Linked DNA regions of Homo sapiens: region 2 is linked to region 1. A link is a loop called in an ENCODE intact Hi-C map of the cell type or tissue named here. Cell type or tissue: PC-9. All regions are shown on one strand. Each heading gives the region's core, and the rest is flanking DNA. Links, peaks and the distances in the headings are about the cores only.

The links. Hi-C counts contacts between places; a loop is a spot of excess contacts. Peaks named below come from ENCODE experiments on the same cell type or tissue, not always from the same donor. Only the 100,000 strongest peaks of a DNase experiment are listed, where the experiment ranks them.
Region 2: a loop joins it to region 1, with 3 times the contacts of the local background. A loop is called at or near these places in 7 of 110 quality-filtered maps.

Annotation. Positions count from the first base shown.
Region 1 is chr3:54,863,283-54,879,671 of GRCh38, reverse strand. It overlaps CACNA2D3 (calcium voltage-gated channel auxiliary subunit alpha2delta 3), which reads right to left. Exons shown (of 38, transcript NM_018398.3): 18 at 8,050-8,133; 19 at 583-654; 20 at 261-322. It overlaps CACNA2D3-AS1 (CACNA2D3 antisense RNA 1), which reads left to right. Exons shown (of 7, transcript NR_046666.1): 4 at 728-984; 5 at 2,518-2,656; 6 at 3,361-3,403; 7 at 3,962-5,067. Among named protein-coding and RNA genes, the nearest start is that of CACNA2D3-AS1, 30 kb to the left of the region's middle. In PC-9, for the core only: CTCF peaks have their summits at 8,945 and 9,150 (motif pointing left); DNase peaks (open chromatin) are centred at 6,241 and 9,081.
Region 2 is chr3:54,942,560-54,958,948 of GRCh38, reverse strand. All of the region lies in intron 27 of CACNA2D3 (calcium voltage-gated channel auxiliary subunit alpha2delta 3), which reads right to left. It also overlaps a transcript of LRTM1 not described here. Among named protein-coding and RNA genes, the nearest start is that of LRTM1, 23 kb to the right of the region's middle. RefSeq lists enhancers at 1-293, 2,122-3,113, 4,107-5,099, 5,100-6,092. In PC-9, for the core only: no CTCF peak of the experiment used is centred there; a DNase peak (open chromatin) is centred at 9,248.

The DNA of each region.
Region 1 (16,389 bases), core at 5,045-13,044:
GAACCCCCAAAGCATATTTGCTTGACAATGAGATGCAAAGCCATGGCAGATTGAGTGAGTTCTCCTAGGTGAGCCTGAACCATCTCCCCCCCTTCTGGAAAACAAAAGCAGCCTGGGAAAAGCCCCTTCCTCACTCTTTCCAGCCTTTTGGCAGGGTGTTTGGTTATCTTCAGATGATGAGCTCTGAGAGTGTCAGCAGGTTTTGTACAAACACAACTGATGGGTCTGATGGAATGTCCATGTATTATGGTCAGCTCTACCTGAAAGGAGTACCCTTGATGTCTGTATAATAGTAGTCATTTGTCATCACCAAAACCCGTTTCTAGATTGAAAAAAAAAAAAAAGTCGTAGAGAAAAGAAAACATGGTTAGTCTGCTAAGTGACGTCTTCAGAAATAAATAAAAATAAATGGACACACTATGATCAGGTTAACAGTACTACATGAATCTTGTTTGAGATAAGTAAAGACAAGAGAAAAATGATCTCAGCGAAAGATATTTATTCCAGATATAGCTTTCAAAGCTAATTTTTCACAGTGGTTTGTTTTAAATTAAGCAGCAAAAATGTTTGAGAAAAATGTACCCCTTTGTCCACTGTCTTCTTCACCTCCATGGAAAACTTCCCCGTCTTTCGATTCACCATAGCATTTCTCAACTAAAATGATAAAAGAAAAGTGTGTTAGTTCTTCCCTGGGTTATCATGTAATCTGGACATCTTGCATCCTCAGCGTGCAGTGGAGCCTCCATATTGAACTTACACCTCGAAAACAGAGCTTCTGAAGAATAAAACACCCAACTGCTCATGTACAATGGGAGACAGGCTAACAACAATAAATAAATGACCTTCATCTTTAATTTGGGGAGCTCGTGTAAACTTCAGGACAATAACAAAAGAGCCTTGGCGATACTGATGAATCCCGGGGGTCAGAGCGTGAACTCCTGGAGACCCGCTGAAATGCCGAGCAAGAACGTCTCTGGGGACAAGGTACGTTTTCAAAAAGGGTACTGATTTGTCATGGAGAAATCACTTTTCAAAACGTAATCAAGTTAAAGACGTTTTCCTACACAGTAGTTAAAAAGAAGAAGAAAAAAAAAAAAAAAGGCCAAGCATTTGGAAGACAGGGGTTAGCCTTTCCTAAGATGAATCATCTTTAAATGCTCTCTGAGAAATCTGGGCCAATTAATGACCTTGCTGATGAGGCAGTGAACAGGAGCGACCCTGTATCTGATTTTTTGGAGGTCCTGTTTAGGAGCAGCGAGCCTGGCTCTCCTCCCCCACCCCCAGCTGACCTCATCTAATTACATGTGGCCCTTCCATGAGTTCAGAGGAGGACAGCAGACGCAGTGATGAAAGATGTGCCGTCATGGGCACCAAGGCAAGACGACAGAGAAGGCCAGTTAATGGAATAGGAGCAAACGCTGACATGCCACAGCCTGTCAGGAAAGGCTCTCTCCCCACCCCTCTCTTGTCTTTTTCATCTTTTCCCCTCTTTTCTCCTTTGAGGAGCTTGAGTAAGATCTGGCCGATAGAAAACTGCAACACTAGCAAGCAACCTAAATTTGATTCGAGGCTGTCTAGATTTGGGTTTGCATTCTCATCTTCTGTGTGAGTGAGTAAAGGCATAATTTTTAGCTGGAGGCATGTATAAAATAAAACATATATTTTACTCTAGATATTTTTTTAACAACACATAATAGGCATTTCTGGAAATATTTTCCCATTTTAACTTTTGTGGTTTTGGACAGGGAGAGCTGGTCCTAATTAAGTCTACTTTCTAACTTTTAAGAACGGCTCGATTTATCTTTAACATGGTTTTCATTTTTCCTCTTTCTGGTGCCTGCCTAAAGCCATTTGGGACCTTCTCCTCTCACATTCCCCAGGCAAACTAGAGATTAGGTAAGCCTCGCTGTGTCTCCATGCCACCCCACCCCCAACTCCCAGTAGCACAGAACAATCAACATGGGGGTCTGGGAGTGTCCAAGGCCAGGGTCACTGATGCCTCCTTTAGTCTTGCCCTTGTCTTAAATCATAACAAAAACAGGTTATACTTATTGAACCTACTAGTGAAGCAGGATGGCACTGTAGTTAAGGAATGGACTCTGGAGCCAGAGCTTTATGATCTTGGGTATCTCGATCACTTACCATCTCTGTGACTCAGCTTCCTCTTCTGAAAAATGGAACTAATGCCAGCACCCATCCCATTAAGTTGTAGTGAAGACTGACGAGTCAATATTTAGAAGAGTGTCTGGTGCCTCCCAAGCACTCAATACATGCTAGCTATCCTCCATCATCATCAACACCACAGTCAACAGTATCTGTATCATCGTCATCCTCATTACCATCTTGCTCATTTTCACTTAGTGTCAGACACCTTTCAGTAGCTTAAAGCATCAGGATTCGGACTTGAGTTTGCTTGAGGCAGATGCCCAAGCTCAATGTTTTCCAAACTGTTTTGACTTTGAGCCATGTAAGAAATACATCTTACTCTGATGAGCCCCTCTCTATCTCCTATTTTAGTAGATTTCGTTGCTATGTTGCTCATGAACCACTAAATGGATTTTGTGACCTCTCCTCCAACTCCCCACATTGAAAACTGCTGCTCTTAACTGCCTGTAGGTTTACATAGACCGAAAAGGAGACAGCCCCAGGTAAAGAGGTAAACCACGATATCGATGTTCAAGTTTTGCCACTGACACAAGCCAGCTGTCCCGTGACCTCTCTGTGGCTCACTTTCTTCCTGTTTCATTCATTCTGTCTAAAGTGTTCATGAGTGAGGACTCCCAGATCCCAGGGATCCTGTCAGGGGCTATAAAAAGGGAGGTCATCAGATTCCTATGAAATTCGGATACTACTGAGAGATACTGTTTACTGAGTTCTTACTGAGCTCTTACTGTGTGTCAGGCACAGATTTTAAACCCCTCAAACTTATCTTCTGAGGTGCTGTTATTATCTCCATTTTACAGGTGGAGAAATAGGCACAGATAAGAAGTTTGCCCAGGGTAACGAGGCCTCTGCCTCTTGAGCCCATGCTCTTAACCTCTGCTTCCCAAATCAGAAGAGAAAGCACTTGGACAACATTAAATACTTTATAGCATTAATATAAAAATCATATATTATTTCTGAGTTTTTAAAAATCAAATAAAATGTTTTAACAATTGACCACGTCATAGTCTGAGGTCCTAACTTCCTGGCAGACTCTTCTACGAGCTCTAAGTACTATGATCTAGGGTTGACAGGAAGGTGGCTTTCTGTCCTCCTTGCCAGAGGAGGAAAGGGAGTTTGATGACTTAATAGACTGCCCTGTGAGAATACAGCACTGTGAGGCTGGAACATTCTAGAAATGTCACTTTTTTATCTTAGGAAGCTGCGGCTTGAGAAGAGGAGCAACTTGCCCAGAATCACAGTGAGTGGCACCCCTAGGTTGTAAGACGGCAGAGGAGTCCTAAGCACAGGCCAAAGTGATGGGGAAGAGCAATGCAATCAGTCCCCACCTAAGGCGGGGAGGGCAAGATGTTCACTGCTTTGAACTTGCCACTGCTTGGATTTACAACAGTGAACAACTGGAAAAATGCAAATGGCCTGGCGGAGGAAAATTTCCAAACAAGTTTTGATGTGCCCATATGTTAGCATATTATGTAGTCATTAAAAAACCCATGTGCAGCTGTTCAACTTAACACATAGTCAGAGAAAGGCAAATTAAAACATCAGTGGCATACCTTGATTTTTCCATATCAGATATCAAGCATTCGCAAGTGTGGTAATGCAATGGACATTAAAGCAGCTTGTACCACAGTGTACTCAATAAAATAAAAGGTAAAATCTCCTCAAGCTGAAAATACTCATCTGGCGACAGTGATCAGCCTCTCCGCTCTCTGGGAACCACCCTTTCCCCTGGGCCCTGCATTGTCCAGTTCAGATGTGCTTCTCCAGAGCCCCTGGTGAATGTGTCTCTCTTCTGCAGTGCTGAAGCAGAAGCTCCTTGGATAACCACTCAAAGCACCCACTTTCCTGCCAACCTCGTTACAGGTGGAAGCCACGTTTCCTGTTTCATTGTTAGTCTGCTACTCTGACCAGCCATGTTACAGTTCATTAAGGAAGCTTTCCCCAGAGATTCACTGGCCACCTTAAGTTGTGTGTATGATTATGGAATGATAGCTCGTGCTCCTAATGGTGGCTCATTGTCCACATTAGAACGTGAGCCTCACCTTTTCTGGTGCACAGGCAGCCTGCATTTCTAAGCCCCTAATGACATGCAACCACAGACAAGCTGGCAGTTTAAAGAGGAAGGGAGACACAGTGGATAAACAGGTCTGTCATTCCCAAGCAAGCATTCAACCAGCGTAGGAAAACAGACTTGAGCATGGAGAACCTGCAAAACATTCTCTCTCTCTTCCTCCTCCCCTATGTGTCAGTTTGGGTTTGGAGGGGGTGGGGGAGTGCTGTGCTTAGTTTGGGTGTCCAGAGCTCAAGCATGAGCTGGAGAGACACTCTGGGAAGGGTATAAAAAAGAATCAAATAAATGGACTAAGGTCTCAGAAATATGTCCCATGAAAAAGGCTTTTTTGCCTTATAGGGCTTCGGGCAAAAAAGACTCCGGAGAAATTTTCCATCAGAGTCATCATGGGTATGAAGCAATGTAGTTGCCTAGAGGGTAGTAGGGGAAAAAAGGCTTTTACCACAACAGAAGGGATTGTAGTTAGATTCAAAGCAGCATCTATGGGGCAGTACTCACAACAATACCATGCAGACAAACATCTGTTTAGCAGCTACTATGTGCAAGGCACTCCCTATCTTTTCTGCACCCCCCGAGGAGGATAACCCATATACTATGCGTCACTGAAATAGAGTCTTCAAGGACTCCTGGACTCAAGGACTTAAGGGCTCTCTCCATGGAATATCCAAGTGTCAAGACCACGGCTCTGTGGGCCAGGCTGCCTGAGTTGGAATCCACACTCTATGTCCTTAGGCCATTACATCCATTCTCTGCCTCAGTTTCCTCACCTGTACAATGGAGATAAAACACCCATTTCATAGGTTCACTGTGATAAATAAATAAGTTCACTCATGAACTTAGAATGGTACTGGTGTACAGGAAGAGCTAATATATGGCAGTTATTATTTTTATGAGTTTTTTTCTATTAATAATCACATTCAATGTGGAAAGCTTGGGAATGACTGGAAGTTAATAGGAACAAAACAAAAAAATCACCCTCAATTCCTTGTGCCATCTCTGAGAATTTATAACCAAAGGATAAACGCTATTTTTAAGATAATTTTCCCTTCCCAGAGGGGATCTACACTGGCAATTCAGACTGGGCTATGCATGTCTCAAAATCCCCTGCTGGCACACGGGTCCGCCAAAGATCTGCCCTACTTATTGTATTCCTGCCCTGATGCCTAACTCATCCTGCAGAGTGGGACAGAAGTCCTGCTCATACTGCTATAAATAGTTTTAAATTGTTGTCTTTTTTTCTTTTAATTTTAGCCAGTCTATTTTATATACATTGTAACAGTATATATGAACTTACTTCATTTTTGGAAGTATGCAGGTTATAACTGTGGTTACTAAATTCAGGAGCCTACTTCCTAGAGAAGTAGAACTCACCTTCCAAGAAATTCTCTGCATCTGGGCAGACTCTACTGCTTCTTCCTCAGTGGGCTGTGCTTACATGTTCTTTCCTAGATTTCAACCTAAACCCTGTCCTCTGCTACTCAGGTGCAAATCCCAAGGCCCAGCACATGGATATGTAAGATTTTGTGCAGACTTCACAATGATGCTTTCTGTAGATTCCAGAATTCTCCAATTAGTGACATGCAAATCCCCAGGAGAGAAATGGTGGTTTGGGTTTTCCCAAGTCAAATATGTTGATAGAGAAGGAATTCACATTCCAAATGCACCATATTCCAAGGCGACAAGTTAAGAGACTCAAACCAAAGACGTAACCAGAGAACAATTTGTGCAGAACAAAAGCACTGGACTTGCTTGAGATGTCCAACTCTGAAGTTGGACAGACAGAACGCAGTCCTGGGTGTCATGTGGAGGTGAAGAACACACACGTGAGGCTGCGAATCCAATGCCTGCAGCTCCAACGAGAAAGCAAAGTAGGATGAGGAGATACAAAGTGTTCCCAAACTGTGATTACTAAAGGAGACATTCGCTCACTGAAAATTAGCTGGGGCACAGGTGATGACTGGAGTGAGCTGAGTCATACATCTCTTCAAGTAGCATGCAAAAAGGGAGACGATTCAGTGAGGTCACAAACAAGCAAACAACAAAAAAAATAAATCAACAGATAAAGTGAAGAAGGAAGAGGAAGGGCAACAATGGAAAGTCCCCTCCAAAGATTCCTAGCAACTGTAAATCCACAGGACATTCATTCATGACAGGGTCCCCTGAGGACTGAGGAGGTCAGAATAATACTAACAATGGCTACCACTTGTAGAATGCTTACTTACTCCCCAGAACAGTGCAAGTACTTCTCTGTTTTTCAATCTATTAATCCATTTAATCCTCAGAACAGCTCTATGAGGTGGGGACAACTGCCATCACACTCATTTTCTTGGGGAAAAATAAAACAAAGAACACAAAATAAAACTGAAGTCTAGAGAGGCATAATCACTCACCCAAGACAAACATCCGGCAAGCAGAGAAGGCGGGATTTGAACCTGGCAGGAGTCTAAAACCTGAGTGGCACTCCTCACAATTGCGCTAAGCCAGGGTGGGCACATTAGGTGCAGGACAGTCCTAAGAACTGACCGGATCCTTGTGACAGTGTTTAAGGAATAAGAAGATAGAAAACTCGACCATGCTATTGAGCTGACACTATGTCAGCTCATTGGCTTGCGGGGAAAAGGGTATGGAGGAGGAAGGAGCTTTTATCAAATGGCAAAGTTATTTTGTCTAAACTTGGGTTTAAGTAGACTTAGAGCAGATGAAGAAGAAAAGAGGCTAAGTTTCTAAAACAGGTATGGCTCTCACATTTTACCAGCAAGGATGAAAATGAGAGATTTATGCTAGTTGAGCTGGTGACAAAGTGCAGAGCGTGTGGAAAGAAGGAAAGCTGCAGCGGAAGCACTGTGATGCTGGCCCCCTGTTCTGGAAGGCATGAGAACCCAGGCTGGGCTTTCAAATGGTTCTCCTCAACATCCCTTTGGAGAGCAGGATGCAGTGAGAGATGGAAACAACGCCAACTCAACAGTGGAACTTAAGAAAGGACCCTAGACGAATCTGGGAGGGTAGGGCAGAGAAACGTGGCCTCAGCACAGACACACTCTTAGAAAAAGGGAAGAGTAGGGACCCAGATGGAAACACCTGGGAAGTTATGATTTAATTAAGGAGAGTCCACCTGGATTCACACAAAGGCAGCCGTGTCTAAGAAATCTGATTTATTGAGGAAGTACCAAGAAGACCTGACAGGGTTAAGTCATGGGTATAAGGAGAGCTTTTGATAGAGCACCATAGGCTGAATCTACGTGGGGAAAAAGCATGGGGTGCAATTGCAGCAAGGCCAGAGCAGAATGAAAGGCTGGGAAGGTACAGGAAATGGGCAGCCGACCAAGCAGGAGAAAAGTGAGCCTGCAGAGCCCTGGGCTGTACTCTGAAAACAAGGGCTGTGCCAATGAGGTCCTGACAGGTGAATTCTTGCTGCCCAGGAACCTGCCTGCTTGGCCTGCAGGCACCCTGACTTTGCACCAGGCAGAGCCTGCTGTTGCCCAGCCAGGTTCCACTGAAGATGTCAGGGGCCATCCACTGTACTGGGAAGAAGGCTGGAGTCATCAGCTGCAGAGGGGACCAGCGTCCGCAGGGGGATGGTTTTAGTAGACTGCACAAGCAGCTGGGGTGGCTGGCCTGTCTGCAACTGGTCCGACTGACCGGCTGAAGAGTTATAAAACTCCACACATGGTACAAAGGCCCCTTGTCTCCACGTCCCTCTGGTAGCCAGGTGTCCCTTCAGTGGGCCTCTTGGCCAACTCCTGGGATCGCCCCCAGGTACAGAAGTGGGTACAATGCAGGTCCTTCTCCACGAGGCCTGAAAACAAATCACTTACCACGTCATCTCGGTCTTCCCACTCCACCTCAGAGAGGTCAACGCTACTATAGTTAGGTTTCCTTCGCTTTTTTCCTTCTTCGTACTAGCAAGGGGAAGAAGAAAAAGAAAAGAAAAACAAAAGTCCGTGAAGTCATCAGCCAGGGCAATCTTTACCTTCCCAAGTCCTGTTTCATGGACAGGGCTTGGGAGTGGACCGATGAGGGTGAGAAGCCCAGCAGGGTGACAGTCCTAGGGACTTTTAATGACAGGAAAGCCAAGGTCAGATGCCTCTAAACATTGGCTCCAAGTTGGGAGTAGAAAAGTTAACTCTTTGCTTGATATGAATTTACCTTGTAGACTTCTTGGTTTCCAAAACACCAGATGCAAAGGAAAATCTGTCCCCTCCTTGAATGGGGGGTGTGTGTGTGTGTGTGTGTGTGTGTGTGTGTGTGTGTGTGTCTCCACCTATATGGTATACATGTAAACAATGTAAATTCTGTAAATCATAGCAGACTAGTTAGCAGTTGGATTTGTCTTCCCATTGAATGGTGTGTGTGTGTGTGTGTGTGTGTGTGTGTGTGTGTGTGTGTGTGTGTGTATCCCAAAGCTGCTAAAACTCAGTCCGTGATACGAGAAAGGGCTTCTTACTTACATTTACCAAAGAATCTAGTCATATCCCCCTATACTTTATAATTCTCTCTCCTCTACCTTTTGTCTCAAACCTACCCGTACTCCTTAGCTAGGAAGCAAAAGCACTGATCTCCAGAGCTGGGGCTGGGCTCAGCATACTGGTGGCATTTTGCAGACACACAGAACCATCTATTCGCTGTCACACTGGCCACAGCAGTACTGAACTAAGCATGGCTCCTTTACCTGGAGTAGATGAGGGTATTGGGAATCATAGCCAGATGTAATGGCTGTTAGGGCATTTCTCCGGAAAAGCTGATGAGTGCATGAATAACTGGGGAAGTGGTTTTAGTTTTCTCCCCTAAATCACTGGTGTTAGTCACCCTGCAAGCCTACCATTTTATCGACCGGACGTTCTTGTGTCTGGACATTCTTGTGTCTTGAGGCCTTTCATGCTGGTTGTGGGGTGTTTATAATGTAGGAAAGTCTGCCCTCTGCTGCAGGCTAAGGATTAGCAACCCCTTTACACGTTCATCAGTTACGGTTAATGGCACATTGGAAAAATATATATGCATGTATACTGCTTTCTTTTTCACTTTTCTCTCCAGCTTGGTCATCTTTTGATTTAACTGGAAGGTTCTAAGTGAGATGCAGGGTCAGTCTAAGTGTTTTAAGACCCCAAAACCATAGGTTGCCATTTTTGACACTGATCAGCTACTATGGAGACAGGTGCTGAGGCCATACTGGGCATGAAGGAGAAAACTGCCACCCATATGTTGAACCAGACAAGTGTAAACTGACCCCCAGTGGGATGAGGGGAGGGCCAGAAGGGGTCGATCTTGCACCACTGTGGTGCCAAACAGGGCCAAGTGTCCACGCATGCACTCTTTTCTTACCTGTCAACTGCATTTCAGGAACTCTGCGACCTCTCTGGAGACTCCCCCTCCTCACCACTACCTAGGATGGTGCCTAGCCTCCTATGGCCAGTGGGCTCTTACCACCCTGATCAACGGTGAGCCCACCCCACTACTCTTAGGTTTTCAATTAACAGACATTCACGGTCAGTTTTATGACATCAGATCCACTCCAGATGAAGGGGAAGGAAAGTGGTTCCCTCAGAAGCCACTGTAAACAATAGCAGATTAGCAGTTGGATCTTGTTAAGGAAAGTTCCTGTGTGCATGGAAGCCCTGGTCCTTGTGAGATGCAGTCTTGGGCTGAACAGAAAAGAACAGCAACGAGGTCAACCGGAGTTGTCAGCAGCGGTGCCTTGCCCCTCAGTGTGGAGGAGTGCGGGGCAGGGATAGTAGTGTCCCCCTGAGGACTTAGAGTCAGACAGTCGTTCTGGACCTCTGTTACCTAAGAACCATTACTGAGAACTATTAGGTACCCCAGAAACTCACACAGCCCAGATCCTGAACTTCACATGCAGAACTTTCGTAATTTCTTGGGTAGCCTGATACTGGATCTAAACTGTCTATTTTGAGGAAGTTCTTTCTTTGGTCACTTCAAAGTGCTTCTTTATTCATTTATTCAATGCACATTTATTGTATACCTACTACTAAGTGCAAGGCACTAAAGATACAAAGTCAATTAAACAGTGCTTCACTCTTTCCCAAGGACTTACTTGTGGTTTATCCTTCTTAATTCTGCTTCTTTAAGGTCAATTTATTGCCCATAATGCATTTGGGAAAACAGGTTCTCACAAGTTAAATAAATTAAATCACAAGTTAAATAAGATCGCATAGCTTGTATGGTAGAGGACACCCCACCCAACACCAGCCTCTGTCAAATTTTCATGTCTAAGCCTCATGTTATTTCAACCACTGTTAAAGAGCTTTGAAAAAAGACTACAAGCTCCAGAGCAACAAATGTTCCTTCGTCCTCAAAAAAAGTGTCCACGTGTCTTTTTCAGAGGAGAAGGTCACAGTGGCTCTGCCGTGTCACACCACTCACATCACATTGGGTGTGTGATCCTGAGCCAGGTATCCAGCTACTCCAAGCTTCCTTCGTCAGTTACAAAATGGGTAAAAACAATAGCACCTCCATGGCAAAGAAAGGTTGAGAGTATTAAATGAAATATTGTATGTAAAATGGCAAACACATTCCCAGGCACAGTAAAATATTTTAATATTCAGCTAGCAAGATTCCTGAGAGTCATGCATTTTGTGGAATGACACAGGCTCATTGAATAAAATTGGCTAATATCTCATTTTCCTGAAATGAAGAAGACCATTCAATAATTTTACTGGTCACCATTCTGCAAACCATAGGCAGACAGAAGCTGTTTGTTGACTATGATGGTGTCAGACAATCACATTCATATGTCTCTGCTTGGTGTGGAGCTTACAAGTTTGAACTGAAGACTCTCCTGGCCGAAAATTCATACCTGCGCTAAAGAACCCAAGTCATTTTAGATGGTATTTGGCAAAGGTGGAATCAGCAGAGAATTCTTGACTTCTGATCCTCCCCAAATGTCTTTATTCGTTTTTTATAATCTCTCAATAAATACAGTATATTTCACCAAAAAGGTATTCAAGATACTTGGAATGATTAGAGAGTGATGGAATAAAAGATTTCCCATCATACTAGCCCATGAGCCACCATATTCCAGCAAGTCTCTATAGTCTAATTTCATGGCAAGATACAGATCGGGGGTAGGGATACTTCCTCTGGAACACTGTTTAAGAATGCCCTTCTACAATGTCTGCTTAGCCAGGTACGTAAAATGGGTATGAAACACTTTTCATTTGGGTCTTTTTTAGAGAATAAGCTCCTTTAGAATATAAACAGTCATGCAGCAGAGTGATTAATTTGAGTGAGAAAAGGAAAAGTCAGTGGGCTGTTGCATAGATATAACAGGCCAAGAGCTATGAGACAACTCTAATGTACTAAGCCTAAATCCACCTACCTCTTTTCCCCTACTAAGAAACTACATTAAAAGGCCAGAGAGTGGCACTCCATTAGGAAGGTTCCCATGCTTTGGCCTGCCACCACCCATTCCCCATGTTTTCCAGGTTAATCACCTCGGTTTTCCTGTAGGGAACTCCTTGGGCACCACTCCCATTAAGCATAATTCTAGTGAAGGTACAACCATCCTTCATGTGGCCTGATCAGTGGGGGAGGCCCACATCGCTCCAGGATGTCACTGGTTCAGAGGTGGGTACATAACCCACGCAAATTCAAATGAGATTCAAGAGATTCAATTTGGGATGCATTCCTGGATTTATCCAGGAAAAGAGGAGTTGCTAAGGTGCCAGGATGGGAGCTTGGAATAGCTCATGGCCATCTCTGCCACTACTTGGAGAGAGTCTTCCTGGGCATGAAGCCAGTGCAGGGAAAGCAGAGAAAAGATATGAAGAGAGTCCTGAAAAGGTGGTGTGTGCACCTGGATCAGGCTGTACCTGAAATCCTTGGATGTTTCATGTATCAATACTTTATCTCCATATTATCCCCCTTCCCTTTTAAAGGCCTTTTTTTTTTTTTTAAAGCTGGCTTAGATCTTAAGCATTGAGTAGTCAACAGAATTCCAACTTGTATATATTTAGTTCCTTTATTTTTTTCTTTTCAAATGAATGGCTTTTAAAGTACATGTTATGTGAAGTATTCACAAACACTGGTGCTTCCATGATTATTGAGGAACATGTGATTTATAAAATGCCTCACTGTTTTCCAAGATACACGATTGCGTCTGGGCACAGTTGATTTCTCCTTGCCTACTCCCCCTCGCCCCTCACCCCCATGAGTGACAGAAAAAGAACTAAATTCTCATATGTCCAACTCCCATGCCCAATCTCCCTTCTCCCATGCAGTTTTAAAAGGGGACAAATCCCAGGTCCCTCGGCTCCACCACTTCTTCTTCTTCTGCGTGAGGAGTTGGTTACCGGGGCCTAAGCATCGTGTATGGCATTTGTTAGTGTATCTATAATCTGTAACTTCCTTTGAAAATGTGATTAACTAATTGCAAACGGTTTCCAAAGGTTTATAAACAGATACTTTGAGAGCCACAGGTAGGTTTGTAGTTTTTGGTGCCTGTTTTACGAAAAAAATCTGTGGGGGAGAGTTTAATAAGGAAAGATATTCTGTGCTATGAAATACTTCGAGGTGGAGTTTCAAATAAAGGCCAGATGTGGGGAACACACAAACAAGCCCTTGGCCTAGCAGGATGGGACGAGAGGGCACTCATCCGAGGAGCAAGCTGGAACCAGGACTTGCCTGCAGCACAGAGCCTTCCTGGCCATATTTAATGGTCTGGATACCAGCACCCCTTTGCGTTACCTAGAGACTGACTTTGGAAGCACAGTGGGCTGGGCCAAGATGATGACCATGTTGATTTAAATAAAACAAAAACCCTTTGCTCTTTCTGTGTTCTGGGAAAGGCCAGAGGAAATCAGCTGTACACATCCATGCAGCCTCTGTGGAACAAATATTGTGTGTGCTAATAATTGATAATCTATATGTGCCACTCCATGCTGCCAACAGGAAGGAAGGGGATGGGGTGGGAGAGGAAGAAACTTTGCCCAAAGCTAATGCCATCTGGACATGGGGTGTGACCGAGGGCTGACAGCCAGCGATTATCTGGGGCAGATGTTTCTCTCCCAGGCAGCCGCAGTCCTCAGCTGGTGAAGACCTTTACCACTTCCTCTGAAGCCCTGTGTCTTCTCTCCTCCCCAAGGCTCAAGGGACCATTTCAGGAGAAGGGATGTAGGTACGCCTTACTCCTCCATATGCAAGAGATAAGGACCAATGGCCACAGGGCACTTCATTCCTTCACTCACTCATCCATTCTTTCCCTCATTCACTCATTTGTTCACCTACACAATCCAAAATACTGTTGGACACCTAATATTTCTCAGGCTCTGTGCCAGGCCTGGGCAAGCCTTGGAGGGCATGGAAAAGCACCCAGGGAGAATGAGCTCCCACCCTCATGTTCTTGATCCCAATTCACTACCAGTGAATCAGGCTTCATCAAGGGAACCCATTGAGAAGGGTGCTTAAAGCCAGGGTCCTGGAGTCAGACTCTGATTCTAATCAGTTCTACATGCTGTGTGGTCTGGGGCTAGGTGTGCACGTCTCTGTGCCTCATTTTCCTCATTTTCCTTATCCGTAAGATGGAGGTACGGGCACTCAGCTTACAGTGCTGCACTAAGAAGCAAATGGGTATAAACATGGTTTAGCAAGGAGCCCAGCACATCCTGTGTCTTAATAAATATGGCCTGAAAACACGCCCATTTGGCCAGTACCAATGGCTGATACTGATTGATGAGATGCAGCAGCCCCTGCCCCCATGCAGCTCACCCCTAGGGAGGAAGTTCCTTCACAGGCAAAGGGAGTTCATAACAGTATCTTGTTTATAAATAGCCCTATTCCTTTAAGGAGATTGTTCGACCTGACTTGGTGCTCATTTGTCTCAAGGTCAAGGCGAAGGCCAGAGGGGCCTGTGGCAGAGTGAGGGCCTCCTCCCCTTTGATTCCATGTTGCCAGCTGCACATCAAGGCCTCTGGTTGCAACAGACTCAGAGGAGGTGGCCCCGGGGAAAGGCAGCCCCAGTGGCCTCTGTCAGCCCCTACTCCCTTGGGGATCAGTAGCGGGAAGGTGGGGGGCATGAAGTCACAATCTAAGTACTTTGAGAGAGTCACAATCTAAGTACTTTGGGCATTTGGTGTTTCCTTACTTTCCCCCTCTTATCCATGTAATAACGGCTCATTGTTGAAAATTTGGAAAATAATGAAAAGTATACAAAGTGAAAAGTATATTGCCCTTACTAACACCACACCGGCGTCGGCACCTGCCATTCTGCTCTCTTTCCCAAAGGGTAAAAGTACTTTGAATCAGTTACTGTTTTCACTTTTCAAGGTTCATTGTTTTCCTAAAAAGGAATTTATAAAATGTAGTAACTAATCTTGTTCTGCTTTCCAAGTGAGTGCCTTTAGAAAAGAATAAAAAAGCGATTATTCCCCCACTGGGCAGTTTCCCCCTGCACTTCCCATCATTCGTCATGAAGGTGAATGTTTCTGGTGCCAGGCTTTGTGCTAACAGCGGTACGTGTCTCGTTTCATTTTCACAACTCCAGGTGAGGGATAACTGCTTCAGAGATGGGAAAACGCAGCACCCAGGAAAGGCAGGTCACGTGGTGACATGGCTGACAGGCAGCAGCATCGTGGTGCAGCCAGCCCAACCTCGTTTCTGAGCCTGTGGTCTGGTGGTCACCGGCCCTCGGCACTGCCTCACCTGAGGTGCTCTTCTCCTGGCTAATGCAGGTCCTTGGTTCAGGTGGCAACTGCTGATGGGACTGGACCCAGAAGACCCATTAACAGTCACAGAATCACATTGGCAGTCAAATCCCACTAGCCGGTCTTGTCTCTGTTACCAGCTGACTCATTTGGCCTGCCCTGAAACTGAGCTTGGTGGCCAGGGAGAGGAGAAGCAGTGTCAGATTAAGAACACCTAGGCCAAAGCCAGGCACAGTGGCTCGCGCCTGTAATCCCAGCACTTTCGGAGGCTGAGGCAGGTCTGGAGTTTGAGACCAGCCTGGCCAACATGGCAAAAACCCATCTCTACCAAAAAACACAAAAATTAGCTGAGCGCAGTGGTGTGTGCCGTAGTCCTAGCTACTCTGGAGGTTGAGGCACAAAAATTGCTTGAAACTGGGAGGCGGAGGTTGCAGTGGGCTGAGATTGTGCCACCGCACTCCAGCCTGGGCGACAGAGAGAGACTGTCTTGGAAAAAAAAAAAAAAGAACACCTACAATAAACTGAGTGGCTGCAGTGAGTTAAGCAGCAATATGCTGATGCCCAACTTACAATATCTTACTCAATTTCACCAATATCCATCTCAGGGCCTCAGGGAACCCTTGTGGTATGGGAGGATATCATTTCAGCTTGGATTTCCACTGAAATGGTGCTGTCTCCTTGGATGTGTGACTCCCTGACAGCCCAGATTTCTCTAGACAAGATGCCCAATGGGACGACATAGACATTATGCCAAGAGAAAAATGCCAATGAGCCTCTATTCGGAGATGTAATCTTACATGTCACGGAAAGATGAGAAGCCCAGATATACTGCAGAGAAAAAGGGTCATGAGGGTGTGTCAAAAACCAGCAGGAAGGTGGGAAGGAGGCAACGGGGCATGTCAAGACAACAAGCCCTTTCCTTTTTCTAAAAGGTACTGTGCTCTTATTAATTAATGTTTTTAAGCATCTCAAAGATGAAAAGTTGTATGTGCTCTCTTAGTATGATTACAAAATCCTTTTGATCGCTGTAAAACTAAAACAGCTTTGGTATTTTTTTTTTAAAAAAAAACAACAATTAACAGGCTGCTTTGAAAACCTGAATGACCTTTATCTTAATCAGTGTCCTCTGGGTAGCCATGAGTCACACACAGCACTGTGTGTGGGGAGGAGGCGGCTTAGCCCACCACCGTTTTTGTAGGTCAAACACGCTTACCACACCGAGGCTGGATTTAAGCTCCCATTCTCAAAAAGCCAGTTGGTCTTGTAACAGCAAGCTAGACATAAAAATCAAAATAGTGCTGAGTAGTTGAGCTGGGAGGAACCTTTCGTGCCGGCAATGGGACAGAGAACAGGACACTCTGAAAGCAGGGAGGGAGAGTGGCAACTCCATACCTCTGCTGTAGGCAAAGGAGTAACGCTGAGAAAAGAATGCTCCTCGGCAAAGAGGAAGGAACACACACAGATGGGCATGCAAAATAAAGATCCATGTGGGCACCCAGG
Region 2 (16,389 bases), core at 5,153-13,152, 79 kb before region 1:
TGTTTTTTGTAGAGACAGGGTTTTGCCATGTTGCCCAGGCTGGTCTCAAACTCCTGGGTTCAAGCAATCCTCCTGCCTTGGCCTCCCAAAGTGCTGAGATTACAAGTGTGAGCCACCATGCCAGGCAGATAAAATATTTTTGGTTTACTAAATCTGGCAACTCTAGGCTGGGGGTTACACAGAACATCCCCAGGCAATGACCTGGGGTGATCTCTGTTGCATACTTAGCCCTGAGAGAATTGAGACAGTTTGTATCCTGCAGCTTAACAGTTAGGACTGGGACCAAGGCCACCTCCATCAACATGACTTTCATGACTTTGCTATTAGTTCCAGAAAATTCGTGCTCAGAAAGATAATAACTATTGCTTTACTCAGGAGACGTCCCAATCCCAACCAGATCCCCACATTGGAAGACCTGCCCAGACTCCAAAATGCTGTAAATATCCACCCTGGCTTCCTCTTTCTGAGACACTTCTAAGACTATCAAGGTTGTATTCTCCCTTACTGCTGTAGGGAATAAACTGACTTTGACCTAAAAATACTCTTTAAAAAAATAGAGGTGGGGTCTTGCTCTGTCGCCCAGGCTGGAGTGCAGTGGCACAATCATAGCTCACTGCAGCCTCCAACTCTTGGGCTCAGGCAGTCCTCCTGCCTCAGCCTCCTGAGTAGCTGGGATTATAGGCTGAAGCCACCACACCCATCCGATACATGGAATATTCTGCTGGTTTTCTTGTCAGCAGTTAAACCTGCTTCTTCATAGCATTTATCAATATTTGACATTAAATGACATTTTATATTATTTATTGTGTTTCATCCTCATCCAACTAGAGGTTGAGGCTCTTTGTTTACTGCTGTATTCCCTGTACCTAGAGAAGCTACCAGCACAGGCAGGCACTTGTGAACACACACGGGGTGGTTGAATGCAATGTGGATGGAGATATCAATTATTCTCAGGGAGTTTGCTCTCTCCAGACATCTACCTCTGCCATCCATGTGGTTTGGACTCTGTCCCAAGAGCAACAGAGAGCAATGAAAAGGTTCTCAGCAGGGGAGGGAAGGATGTGAGACACAAATAGATTTGTGCTTTGGAAAAATCTACAGGGGAAGTTGCTGGGATGCATGGTTTGTGTCTGGGGGACTGTGTAGGGGTCATGCGTGCTCATCCTACCGGGTGAGAGATGACAGACGGACTGGCATGGAGCAATGGGCACCAGGGATGGAGAGGTGTGATCTTGTTTCTAACCCTCCTGACTGGGTGGGGCCTGGAACCCCTGAGTTTGCCAAAGGCCCATCAGTCGTATCTGAATCTGGCCAGTTACAGCACTTCCCCACCGGCCCTCCCTAACACACACACCAGACCTCAAGGCTCTGTCATTTTAGTTTGATAAGTTTGAACATGCTTTGGCTTCCAAGTAAATTATTTAATGAAACATATTTCTCTGCTCACCAGATATGTCTCCGAATTACCTAAGACTTATTCCATGATGAAAATTATTTTATGGTTGGGTGTGGTGGCTCACACCTGTAATCCCAGCACTTTAGGAGGCTGAGATGGGATGACTGCTTGAAGCCAGGAGTTCAAGACCAGCCTGAGCAACAGAGTGAGACCCCATCTCTATAAAAAGTTTTAAAAAATTAGCTGAGTGCAGTGGCGTACACCTATAGTCTAAGTTCCGTAGGAAGATCACCTGAGCCCAGGAGTTTGAGGCTGCATTGAGCTATGATTGTGCCACTGAACTCCAGCCTGGGGGACAGAAACCCTGTCTCTAAAAAAAAAAAAAAGAAAATTATTTTATAACTTGATTCATAGGAATTATATCACATAGTAATCATAGCAGTAGTAATAATCATAATTAATCCCATTTATGAAGCCCTCTAGTATGTGCCAGGTGTCTGCTAGAAGCTTAAAAAACTTTATTGCTAATCCTAATAACATCCTGCAAACTTGATATTGGAGAAGAGCAAGGGTCATAGAAGAAAGTTATGGGCCTCAAGTCTCCTACTAAGAAGTTACCTTCACCCCTGTTTTCAACCTATACAGCAAAGGCAAAGAGGTTTCCCTAACTGTAAGATGTAGTGTGCTCTCGGTGTTCTTTTCTGTCAGATAAAATGCAAACTGGAGGTATCAAGGTAAGTCATTTGCTACCTAAACACTCTAGAATATTTGCACCAATTAATGCATCTAAATATTCAAATGGGTTCTGTCTTCCCCTAGGTAATGATGACTGATTTGCTTAGGTGATTAGGCCATTACCTTAAGATTACTCTGAGAACAAATTACCTAATCTGGAGGTAGAGTTAAAGAGCTCTCCACTAAAGAGGCAGGGTCTGTAGGATGAGCAGGAATTTATGACAGCCTAAGACCAGTTGAAGAGGGAGTGGGGGAGAAAGTATTTTTGGCTGTGCACAAAATCCTAGGTTGGTAACGAGTTTGAAAAGACTGAGAACGTTAAGACCATGTGGCCCATGCAAGTTAGGAAGCTGCATTTCCTGGCCTTTAAAAGACAAAGACAGGAAGGTTAAAACAAAAACTGGTAATTATTCTGGGGATAGCCTGACACAGCAAAATTGTCCCCTTGGTGGTGGGTCAACAAGACCATCACTTTCTTTTCCCGGAATCTCCAATTCATTGTACATGGAAAGGATGACTACACCAGGAACAGCCAAGGGAAGACCATGCGCTTACGGGTCTGCTCATGCAGCAAGGCAGCCTGGCAAGGCAAGCCACTGGGCTTGGTTCCCTCTGGCCAGGGAGATACCCACTTCAAAGTCAAACACCTGGGTGGCAGATATGATCAGCTGCAGCAGACCTGGCCCAAGGCAGATCCTCCCAGAAGAGCTGCACATGAGGTGATTATGAGGAGGGAGGGGAGGGAGAAGGAGACAGGGAAACATTAAGGAGGGGCGGACGGCACTCTGGAGTAATCACGCACTTTTTTCCCTCTCATTTCCTGGAATCTCAGGACCTTAGAATATGTGGGAGTCAGCCCTGGAGTGGAGAATACCAATTTTTTCTCTTCATCAGGCAGATGGCGAGGCTGGAAAAGCCATCTTCTGTTGTTAAGCCACTGCTCCTTGACTCTCACCAGGTTTCGTGAGCAGGCTTAGCTGGTCAGGTCTCCTGAGGGTGGGCTGTGAGGTGGGGCTGGCACTTTCCCATCTGATTTGGCAGGTCAACTCCAACTCCTTCTCAGCAGGGCCAATACCCAAAAAAGCCCCCTCGGTAGACAGAGGCCTCAGGGGAGAGCCAGGCTGTCTGATCTCAGTGTCCCTCAATTTACACATTTCTCCATTCCACCAACATTCTGTTGGGACTCAAAGAATGATATCCCAAAGACTGGAGCTTTGACATGCTGATAGACCTTAGAAGCTGCCTCAGAATCAACGTTCCTCTAGCTTAGTATTGTTTCTCCTCTTATCCTAAGTGCAGGGAGGGACTCTCTTTGGAATATCCTCATCTGACCAAGAGAGCTTTTTTTTCTTTTTTCTTTTTTCCAAAAGAAATGCAATTGTCTTAAACCCCTGCCCTAGAAATCTCATCAAATAACCAGGAAAGATCAATGACCAGAGAAGAGAGTGGGAGTCATCACCAGCCCAGACAGACTTTTCATCTGTTCTTCTGAGAGTAGCTTCAAGAGATTACCTGCGGGACATTATCTGCATAATAAGACAACCTTTGTCCCTGTGCAGCTCTGCCCCTCACCTTCCCTAATGTCTGCCCGTCTCCTCCAGGGTGGGTCCCCATCTCCCCTGTCCCCTGTGAAAAATGTATATACAGTATGTAAGCTTCTGTACCCCACTGGGTTATTGGATAATCATTCTCCTACGATTCCCCATGTTACGTACGTTCGAATAATTTTGTATGTCTTCTCTCCTACTAATCGGTCTTTTGTCAGTTGATTTTCAGCAAACCTTCAGAGGGTGAAGGGGAAGTTTTCTCTACACCTCTCATATTCCCTAAGCATAGCTGGTGCCCAGTAAGCATTCAATAAAAGCTAGATGAGTAAATGAATGAGCAAATGCACTGTGGTCCAGACACAAGGAGGTTAATCGGCGCCTCTCATGCTGTCTCTGAGAAATAACTCTGAAACCCAGTTGTTCTTCTTTCTGAAGATTCCTGGCACCCCCTGGCTCTTCTCTGTTCCCTCAGCTAAAGCATTCCATGCTTAAGGCCTCAGGGAAGGGAGGACACACAGGAATCCAGAGAACAAAGAAGCAGATTCTGGATTTTTGACTCTCAAAAGCTGAGGCCTGGGGAATCTCAGGGCAGGAAGAAAAACAGGGGAACTGCCTGGGCCAGTTTGTCCTCTCTGCACCCTGTCTTCTCCACACCCTACCTCCAGCCTCCTGAACGAGCTGCTCAGGAAAGATGATTTGGACTGGAAAGGGAAGAGAATCAAAGGGAAGCCGAAGGGCTGGTAGACCCCGACAGAAAGATATGCACCCTGATGTCTGGGCAGGCATCTGCCTTCCTACCTTGGGTCTAACTCTGGAAACTACCAGAGCAGTGAGGAGTATTCTGCTCCACACAGTCCTTTCTCTCCTATTGCTGGGAAGAATGTGAAAGCATCCCTGCTCTAAGCCCTGCTACTGCCAGAAAGGAGACAGCCTCCCAGAGGCCACAGACAGACAACTCAGTGGGGAAGTGTTCGTGCTCCCGCAGGCTCTTCAGAGTGAGGCCCAGGGAGCTGCCGACTGACTCGAAGGTGACCTTCCCTTGGAATGAGGAGGCCATAGCACTGACCTGTGCCTGGACTGATGACAGAAGACCAGATGCGACTGGGTGACTCAGGAAATGCCTGCATGATGACATGATTAAATAACCCCCTCTCTCTTTGGCCTCAGGTAAACCCTGGGAATAGGCAGAGAGACACTGAATTCATGGAAAGTTCTTGCCTACTAGGATAATGAAGACTTCTGATGGAAATTAGGTTGAATTCAAATAAAACTGCATGGATGGCACTCCTGAAATCTGTGGACTGAAATCTGTGGCCTCTGCTTATTCATGACACAAGAACATAAACAATGGAGCACTTAGCAAAACGGGGTGACCTCAAGAGGCTACTCAGACTCCAAGTCCCAGGCCTTTCCTCAGGTCTGCTTGGGGCTGATCCTGGAAGAGAACCTAGGGTTGTGCGCACTGACTTGCAGTGCACCCCCCTCACCCACTCCCAGTGATTCCCACAGCCTGTCAAGCTAGCAGAGGCAGGAGCCCGAGGTTGCCCCAAGCGTTCACAGGCAAGGGGGAAACAACCAGCACAATGGCTTAATCCTCACCTCCTTCCCAGCTCCTGGGGAACTGGACCTTTTAGCATGGACAGAAGTCTTTAAAATAGAAAGGATCGTGGATGTCCAAGTATTGCAAGAAGTGGCTTTGAGAGAATAAGGTCTCCTGAGGCCTTGTTGTAATGACTGGTACTTTTCCTCTACGCACAGCATGGGCCATCTGACCACCAAGCGCGAAGGCTTCAGCTGCGTCCCATGATCTTGGCCCAGTGCTATCTGTACTGAGGGTGGGGAATTTCATGAGTCTCACCTCTATAGGTAAGAAGCCGTAGTGTTACCGGGCCCCACCACTTTAGCAGTTTCTTAGTTACTATCTGTGTCTGCTTCCTTCCCAGATTTGAAAATTTCAGACAAACTTAGGGCTGAGTCCTGCCTGTTTCATGTACATGCAGCATGCCTTCAGAGTCAGTTTTCTCATTTGCACAATGGGAACAGGAGTCATGCACACCTTATACGTTTGTGCCTTAAATGAGCTAATGTATGTCATGAGCCTAGCACAGTGCCAGGCACATAGTAAATATTCAGTAAATGTCACCCACACATACACATAACAACAGGTATGTACATTAAATACATGCATTATTTAATCCATATCCTGGTTTCCTCCCCTGCAGTTGAGTCTCTGTACAGTTTTTCCAAGACTGGAGAATGACTCCTGCTCAACAATCCATCCACTAAGCAGACTCCATGTCACCTTCAGGAACATTAGGCTTCAAATCCCTATGAAAAGTTTCCTCCTTTGTTGCTGGAAGACAAGTAAGCCAGACCTAGTGTCATCTCAACCACCCAGAACATTCCCAACTCTGCTGAATTTGTAAAACATCCAAAGAGCACGTGGAATCCTCATAGATAGATATTGTCATTGTCCCTCTGTTCTACAGCTGAGGGCATTGAGGTTTTGGAGTGGCTGGGCTGGAAAACAGATGAGAGAGCTTTCCCATCTGGAAGCTGGAGGGAACTATGCGGGCACCAGAATTTGAACCCATGAACACCAGATCTTTCTGACTTCAGAATAGAAGCAGAAAATAAATAACTATAATGAATGAGCCAAAGGGACTCACCTAAAATTACTTCAAAAAATATGCATTTAATGACCCTGTCCCTATAGAAAAGATTGACATTCCGTCTGCTTAATATGAGATTGGTAAGTCCACATTTTCTTGCAAGTTTTTGCCTCATGTTTTATTTTTTCTTTCCCACATCTGTGAACTGATCTGTCTCTGAGAGCCCAAAAAGAGCTCCTAAGATGCTCATGACATCTTCCAGAGCCTCCAGACCCTTCATGTTTGCGGCCTCCCTCTGAAGAAATAAGACAACTGGGGAGCCTCCTGGGAAACTAGGCAGGGCCCCAGAGAGATCAGAGCCCTGGGGGGCTTAGTTTCTAGGAAACCTGTGCCCACAGGGGTGCTGCAGAGTGCAAGGCCAACATCCTTTGTCTCTAAGAAGGCGGTTACAGAGGGAAGAAATAGTATAGAACCAACAGGGGTGCAGGAGGCAGTTTATAAACACAGCTGGCCAGCCAGGCCCAGTGGCTAACATGTGTAATCCCAGCACTTTGGGAGGCTGAGGCGGGCAGATCTTGAGGCCACGAGTTTGTGAGCAGCTGGCCAACATGGTGAAATGCCATCTCTACTAAAAAGACAAAAATTAGCCAGGTATGGTGGCAGGCACCTGTAGTCCCGGCTACTTGGGAGGCTGAGGCAGGAGAATCATTTGAACCTGGGGTAGGGAGGTTGCAGTGAGCCGAGATCGCGTCACTGCACTCCAGCCTGGGTAATGGAGTGAGACCGTCTCCAAAAATTAAAATAAAATAACAAGCATGGCTGGTCCTAAGAAGACAGAAAATAGAATTACTGAGGGCCCACTCTGGGCCAGGAACCCACCCTGTGTTATCTTACTTAACTCTTCAGCCATCCTGCAAGGGAGAAGATGTTTTCTCCATTAAAGAAAAGGTACACGGCGGTTCAGTGACTTAACCAGGGCTGTGCAGTTGCCAGGACTTCTTGGAACTGGGACTGGAGCCCTGCACGCCTGACTCAGAGCCAGCCGCCCTGTGGCTCCCAGGCTCTCCTGTGGTTCTCAGTGGGGCTGCGTCACCCCCTAGGGGTCTGTTCTGGAAGTCTGTAGAGATGCTTCAAAGTTCACAGTAACTGAAATCCTACAACTCACAGGACAGCAGCCCCCCACCCCACTGCCCCCGGGCCGCACACCAAAGAACAGTTCCATGTCCCTAATGGTGTCGATGGCTTGGAACTCTGTTTTATGTCCAAATACAAAGTATGTCTTGCACATGGAATTTTCTAGAAACATTACTATAGTGCTGTGAAAGAGAGAGATGGGTCTTCTTTATCTTGTCTGCGGCTTGGCTATTACAGAGGTATCTGGCAGGATTTGTGGGTGAGATGTCTACATAGTGGCCACTGCATTGACAGATTTTGCACCAAAGTGCAGCACAAGCATCTAGCTACTTTATTCTGTATTATCTTGTAGTTATGCCCCAAAATATTACAATATCTATTTTCCTATTATAAACAACTCTCAACTAGTTCTTGATATTATAGTTGGAGCGTTCTGTAGATTTTTTTGGCAGCATATAGGAAAACAAGTTACATTTTCTATGAATTTCATTTGGAGATAGTAAAGGGAATATTACAAATGATTATTTAAAAGGAGCCTTGGGTGTGAGAAGACTCAGGACTGTCCTGGCTTCAGTTTCCCCTCTGCCACTGAGCCCAGAGAGTATCCTCTTTATTTTCCCTCTCACCCCATCTTGTCTGTGGCTCTCCTCTCCTGCTCTTGCCTTGAAAGCACAGACTTGGCTCAGGCAAACCTCACATGTCACCATGCTTCCTCTGTGCGTCCCTTCCCGTTTATTTTGGCCCCGATCAAGGTGCAAGATATTGGTATCTGAGGCTCAGCTCAACTGATGGATTTCCCATCTCACAGCCGAGCAGTAAAAGAACGGGTTCCTTTCGTGAGTAGAGAACCTGGGTCCTAGATAAGGAAAACTGTTGAGGCTGCCCTGCCACAGCCTGGAGCTGTGCAGGTCCACTCTCCTGTTGGCATATTTTCTTTGATCAAGCAGCATTCTTTGAATTGCTGGTAGGCTGGGAAACAGGAGGAAGCATTGCAAACTGCTTCTTCTTGCACAAAGCATCTTAATTATAATTATTGTCAGCATTATATCGCTGCCTTGCAAGATGAAGAGGGAAGGAAGGAACACTGCAATTTCACAGCATACACAGGTTCCCTAAAATGAGGAGGGGGTTGCAAAGAGTAAAAGAGCAAGGAACAGAGCCCTCAGCAGATTAAAAGGGGCCTTTGTAGTGGCTGCATCTGTACATTAAAATAAATCTCTCCCAGCACTAAAATAACATCTACGTTCATTTGGGCCAGTGCCACATTCAGCATTTAAGAAATTTGACAAAACATTGCTTGAGCATGTTGAAGTTTGCCAGCTCAGAACAAAACAAGAAAGCTACCTCGGCTGTATGGAAATAGTTCTCCCAGTTCCCTACTTTTCACTTATGACTCCCATTTTCCAGCTGCACTTGAAAGAAAAAGACTTCGCCCTTTTTTCAGGTGCCAACCACTTAGCATGGCCCTGAAATGCACAGCAAATTGCCACTGGAGGTGGTAGACTTCAAGACGAATCTTTTTCTTTTCCCCTAAAGGAAACTACTAGAGACTCTGCATGCCTGATGAAGCCTTTAATAGCTAGAGAAACATTATTTGGGGTGGCCCTCAGGTAGACTAGACATGAATAATGCCTCATAAAAATAATTACTTCTACCCAGAGCACAGCATGCCAGATGAGCTTGGCAGGGGCCCAGTTTTCAGAAAGAATCACAGGCAAAAAAAGTCTTCCATCCAGGAGCCTAAGGATGCATCTATCTGTGGCAGAGACCACAGTCACTTCTGTGGAGTGTGCCCCTGCAAAACCAGTTCTGAATTTTTCTGAGGCCCTGACCAACGATGTTGGGCGGTTTTTCAGGTTACTGTTTGCAACACAATTAGGCCTGAAATAAGTGACCAATGCGCTTGAGAATGTTGATAATGTGCCCTGATTCCAGTGCTGCCCCTTGGGTATGGCATCAATGGGTAGATTTACACAAGTTCTGAGCTGGAATGGTGGAGTGGGCCATTGAACCCAACCTGCTTATTTCATAAACCAATAATGAACGATCCAAAGAGGCTAGCAACTTGCCTGATGTGATTCATAGATGGCTCAAACTAATTTGAACTCCAGCTGAGCTGGAATAATAGACAGCTGTTACTTTTGCCAGCTGAGCAGGCATGTCCCCTTTTTTCAGCAGCAGAGACCCTCCCTCCTTATCCACACCTAGACCATTTCCTTTGGGGAGCTGTCATGACTCCAATTTCCAGTCCATGTGGCATGTGTAGGCTTCACCCTCCACCTGCTAGGCATAGGGATGCATCCTATGCTCCTGTGCCAAAGTGATAGGCACTGACCAAAACTATATCAAGGAGAACAAGCCCCAGGACATTGAACTGAAACTTTTAGGAAAGAGGGGGTTTCTTTCCACTGAGTTTGCCAATCTGCTCAGATGAATACTGGGGGCACTGGATGAGGAAGGCCTGCTTGAGAACAGGGCTGACACAAAGAAAAGTAAAACAAGAGACTGAGAAACTTGGTGATTTCAGCTGAGCCCCAGATCCAACTGTACCTGAAGCTGGTTATAACTATGGACTTTTTAGTTACATGAAACAATGTATTTCCAACCATCCCCAAATAATCAAATAATCAACTTCCTTTAATTTACTGATTTTGCTTAAACCAATCTGAGTTTGGTGGTTGTTGCCTGCACTAAACAGCTCCTGACAGATGCAACTGTAGTCTAGTTTGGTAGGAGATGAGCAAATTATCTTCATGTATAGAGATCTGTCACATAAGCACCTCCATGCAGACAGTCAAATACAATAGCTGACAACAGCATGGGCATGAAAGGCAAATCTGTGGCATGAATGGTGCCCTTCCCTATTTCATGTCAAGTGTCTCTCATGAAACCTAGTATTCCTTCCAAGGAGTCTCATCATCCTTCCAGCATAGTGTGCCTGGCAACCATGACCATCATCCAGTTGTACCGAGTTAGCTGATCATGCAGAGGTGCTCATGGTGAAACCACTGCAGGAAGATGCTACCTTTGCCCATACTAGTTGAATGTACATAGGCCATTGAACTGCTCTTAGTAACCAAGTTCTGGACAATGAAGAAGGCAAACACATATATGCCCATGAAGGGCCTAGTTGCTAACCTCTTGGGAGCATTTTAATTTTTTTCTAATGACAATTATCAAGAATCTTCCAGTTTTTACTGAGGTCAGGTGTGAGGTGATACAGTGAGAGAATTACTCATCTGGATGGGCTCTCAAGAGGTCACCTGGAATGGACCTTGGGCTCACATCACACATACTTTTCTAGTCAAAAAGTTTCCTATCTCACTCTCTAGTCAAGACAACCAGGGGAAAGTGAGCTGGGGGTGAGAGGAGAAGTAGAAATAGAATGTCATTGTAATTTGAGGTCATAGGAAGGTCGAGAGCACTTGATGGGTGATATTCACCTGGACATCACCATCTCCTCCGTAGAAGGTCTGCCCTGTATTGAAGGAGAAAGGCCAAGACTGCATTTCCTGGAATCTCCCCCATCTGTGGTTCCAGATTAGCATTTGCCAATAAGGAGCTGGTGCTAGATTTAGAAGGCAGCAAAGAGACAGAGGCCATGTTGCTCTGGAGGCAGCTGCAGGCAAATTTGTTGGCAGATGTGAGGTTTGAAGCAGCTCCCTAGTGAGTGCTAGAGAACCATTTACATGGATGCTTCCTGACCCACATCCCCAAACATTGCAATGATTATAAAAGCTTCTAGTTGCCTTAGGGCTAGCATCCAAGCCCTTCATATTTGGAATACATAGGGTAACTTCTGTTCCCAAGACCGAGTCCTGACTGATAAGAGTCAGGACCTCTTATTTTCATGGGGTATAGCCAGAGCAAAAATTTCCTTTGCCTGCTACTAAGTCTCCACTATCTCCATACTATAATCAGGCCTATTCCCAGGGCATCAGGCCACTGTGGGGACATCTAGCACTCAAAATTTTGTGGATATATGCTGCTAACCCACAGACTCAACAGTATAGGTTCTCCTGCAGGTACACAGGAGAATGCTTCAGTGCCTCCTGAGAAGTCCTATCCTGCACTGGCAGATGCCAGCTGAGATCACCTGGAATCCTGGTATTCTTTTTCTTTCTCCCTGCTCAGCAAGTCCTAACCAGAGCCTGTTATACACCTTGTTTTCTGTCTCTTAGGTTTGCATTAGCACTGCTTGGAAGATTATTCCACCCTTTTCTTCTGTTTCTTGGTCTACTGGAAAAGTTAAGAGGCAGCATAGAGTAAAGGTGGGCTCAGAATTAGAATCCAGTGATCCCACTTACCAGCTGTGGAAGGGATTTAGGCAAGTTACTTAACCCGCCTCTGCTCAGTCTTTAAGATTATGATGATGAAAACTGGATCAAGCACAGTGTCTGGAACACAGTAAGAGCTCAGTAATTGTTAGTTTTGGTATTATAGTATTTTCCTAGAATGGAAGATCACTTTCATTATGGGGTTCCAGAAAAGATTATTGATGACCCAATTACTTGTCTAAGGCTCTCCAGGTAATTCTAATCATCTTAAATGCACTATGGTCACAGGCAGATTAATTTTTCACAATGCTTAACTATTTTTATTGACACAGTGTTACAATTACAGATAAAGATCATTCACACTACAGCTCCATGCCTTAAGAGTACTCTCAGTCAGGGACTAAATGGTCCCATCATTTTTTTTTTTTTTAATAAACCACATCTACTTCCAAAGTTGTATGTCTTACCTTTCATTTCTTCCATGATTTCGGGTGTTTAAGAAAGGATTGGATTCTTTGCATCCAGTGGAGAAGTGAGCAAAGCAACATGCTTTTCTGAGGTTGGCCAAAATGCTAGCTCCCCCCAGGTTTGCACCCAGCTTCCATGAAAGGACGGCTCTCCTGTCATTATTTGGCATTTTGCAACAAGGCCTTGGTGAAAGTAACCTGCTCTTCTTCGTTAAGTCAAACTTTCCACTGGAAGGGCTGTTTCTAAGAGGCTTTCTCTTCTTTCCTGCTGCTAACGGCCCTCACATCCCCCCTCCTTTCATTTTCTTCCCCTCTCTATATTCTCTTCATCCAACAAATACTGACTGAGGATCTCTGTGCTGGGGACACAGTGAAGGATGTGACAGCTCAGGTGTTCCCTGGGCTAAAATCTCTGAAGGCATACAGATATTATGCAACCAATAACCATTGTGGTGGTCTGAAGACATGTACAGGATGGGTACAGGAGTATAAGAGGGGGCACTCAACCAAGTCCTGGGGACTGGGGGAGAAATGGTTTTTAACCTGCAGCCTGAAGCTAGGGGTGGAGGTAAGCATTAACAGGCAAAGTGAGAGGCAGGGAAAGAACATGAGAAGCTAAGACACTGAGGTGGAATTCCATAGAACTGAGAGTCTTTCAGGACAGGCACATCAATGCATACTGCTTTTTATTTCCTTAGCAGCTTCCACTTCTATTTATGGCATCTTAGAACCAAGGAAATGTGATAATGAGGCAGGGTACTCGTTTTCCTGCTGTTTGGAAAGAGCTAGGCGAATAAGCGTGGCAAAGAACTCTTGTGAAGAGCAGGAGCCGGGATAGAGGTCAGGCCTCCTCCTTTATTCCAACGAGGATGGCCCCCGCCATCCACCACCCTACCTACGCCTGGCATTACCTCAGCTTTGCTGCATTGCCCACTGACTACCTGGCAGAAATAACTTCTCTGCATGCTGCAAACCCTGCCTGGTCCCTGCCTGATTCCCAACATACAATGGCCCAGGACACCTATAATCTTGAAAAAAGCAAGGCTGCCTATAGACACCTAATGGGGTAGTGATAGGGAACCACTGTCAAACCTGCATTTGGTGGGGCTGGGGACTGACTGCACTGGATAAGCTTGAGATTCCATTGGGTGGGCTGAGAGGCACTGACACTAAAGTTTGAAGAACTTACATAACTTGCCCCAGGTTATGGTGCTAATAAGTGGGAGGGAATGGAAAGAAGTCCAGGCCTCCTCAAAGTCTGTATTTCCTATGGATAGGCACCTAAAAGACATTGTTCTTGCTCTGGAGACACTCATTGGCTCCTAGGGAAAAAGAGATACATGCCTGGGCTGGATACAGGAGAGAGAGGTCAAAAAAGAGATGGCATTTGAAGACAGGGTGGCCCTACTTGGCCACTTTCGAGGCCAAGATACTACAGAGTAAGGCTCGGAGAGCCAGATCCCCTGGCAATTCTAACCACTGCCACAGACAGACTGGAGGGCACAATACTAGCAGGTATCAACACCATGTATTCTGCTGCACATGCCACAGACACCAACTTATATATTCCTGAAAAACTGCTAATGTTCAGATGAGGGAGGGAGGAGGGGCTGAACTGGGAAAATGAGTACCTGCATGCTGATTGATGGGAATTCCTAACCTTCCTTTCCCTGCCCAGCTCTCAGATGCTGACAAACAAGCTTATAGCCCCCAAACAAGGCCTAGAATTACTGTCATCTTCCCCATTCTCCAGTTTGGCTAAGTTTTCATTGATTCACCCAATAGTAAAGTCTATTTGTGGAGAAACTTTCAATCTGCATTTTAGTGCCTCACTCTTAAAAGTGAACTAGGCTACAGATATTTGGGGAGAGCCTTCACCTTGAAAAAAGAAAGAAAAACAGACAACTAAATGAGTTAGTGTTACAGCAGAGACAGCAAACACACACACACACACACACACACACACCCCCAGCTCTAACTACAGTCAATATATTCAGAGATAAAAGAAGTTATTGTGTCTTTGAAACAAGAAAAGGCTGCTATAAAAAATAACTCTTGGAGGCTGGGCGCGGTGGCTCACGCCTGTAATCCCAGCACTTTGGGAGGCTGAGGCAGGCGGATCATGAGGTCAGGAGTTCGAGACCATCCTGGCTAACACGGTGAAACCCTGTCTCTACTAAAAATACAAAAAAATTAGCCAGGCAGGGTGGTGGGCGCCTGTAGTCCCAGCTACTCAGGAGGCTGACGCAGGGGAATGGCGTGAACCCGGGAGGCAGAGCTTGCAGTGAGCCCAGATCATGCCACTGCACTCCAGCCTGGGCGACAGAGCGAGATTCCGTCTCAAAATAAATAAATAAATAAATAAATAAATAAATAAATAAATACCCTGGGAAATTTAAAATAAAACAGTCAAAATATACAAATGAATTTAAAAGTAGAAAGATATATGTTGGGAAAAGAAAACGTGGCAGATAATAAAACAAAAAGACCTAAAAAATAATCTAAGAAAATTTCCTAGAACTGAAGGATATGCATTTCTAAAGCAAAAGAGTTCGCAGGTCCTCAGCACAATGAATGAAGTGAACTCACAGCATCCTGGCATAATGAACATGCAGAAAGCTTCTAGGGTGGAGGCTGGGCAATCCTGTTCCTACCAAAGGATATGGAAATGGTATGATATCAGACTTCCTAAACAACACAGGAAGTCAAAAGAAAATGGAGCAATGCCTTCAAAATTCAAAATGATTTTCAGCCAGGTATTCTATGGCCAGTCAAATGGTTAGGAAACGAAGGCATGGAATGAAGACCTTTTCAGAGCTACAAGGTCGGAGGAAATTTTACCACCCTTTCTTAGTAAACTACTGGAAAATGTTCATCACCTAAATGAGAAATTAAGTCAAAAAAAGAAGGCATGAGGGTTTAGGAGAAAGGGGGAGATGACAGAGAAAAATAGGGAAGAGAAGTCTTAGGTGCCTGCATGCCCAGCAAACCTAGAGAGCTATTAGTCCGGACTGAAATAGGATGACACAGAGAGGGAGATCTCACCAAAGCAAGATGAAATAGGCAGAAATACCAAACATTTAGAAAATAGTAGTAATACATATTTGAGACATCTGATGAAACACATGGGGGAAAATTTAAGATGAGTAGAAGGAAAACCAAGCAATAAGAAGACCAGGGGATTTTCTAATCCAGGGAAAAATAACATAAAAAAGAAAACACATACCATGCTATTAAAATAATAGAGAATGTACATAGATTGTCCTAATAATATATTCGCTGACTAATTAATCAAGAACAATGAAATGGGCATACAGTCATGTTGGTGGAATAGGAAGAGGGCAGGATGAGCCGGTGTAAAAAGTCCAAAGCACCATGTATTAAAGGAAGTAAATACACATGTCTAAAATTAACTAAAAAACGGCAATCTTAACTTGACAGTGAGAAACAGAGACACTAAGAGAGTTGGAAGTGGTGGCCTCTAGGAAGTGAGAATAGGGGTTGGGAATGATGGATCAGGGCATGATTTTTTTCTTTTTTAAAAAACATTGTTATTATTCTCATTTTTTTTTTTTTTACCAGAGATAGCGTGTTGCTATTACCCAGGCTGGAGTGAAGTGGCATGATCATAGTCCACTGTAGCCTCGAACTCCTGGGTTCAAGTGATCCTCTTGCCTCAACCTCCCTAGCAGCTGGGACTACAGGCACCTGCTACCACACATGGTTAATTTTGAGTTTTTATTTTATTATTATTTTTGAGATGGAGTGTTGCTCTGTCGCCCAGGCTGGAGTGCAGTGGCACAGTCTCAGCTCACTGCAACCTCCGCCTCCTGGGTTCAAGCAATTCTCCTGCCTCAGCCTCCTGAGTAGCTGGGACTACAGGCACGTGCCACCGCGCCTGGCTAATTTTTTGTATTTTTAGTAGAGATGGGGTTTCACTGTGTTAGCCAGGATTGTCTCAATCTCCTGACCTTGTGATCCACCCGCCTCGGCCTCCCAAAGCTCTGGGATTACAGGTGTGAGCCACTGTGCCTGGCCTAATTTTTTTTATTTTTTTAGAGATGGAGCCTCGCTATGTTGCCCAGGCTGGTCTCAAACTCCTGTCCTCAAATGATCCTTCTGGCTCAGTCTCCCAAGCTGCTGGAATTACAGGCGTGAACCAGTATGCCTGGCTCCTGCTTCTTTTTCTTTTTAAAACATCTTTAGCACCACTTAAGTTTT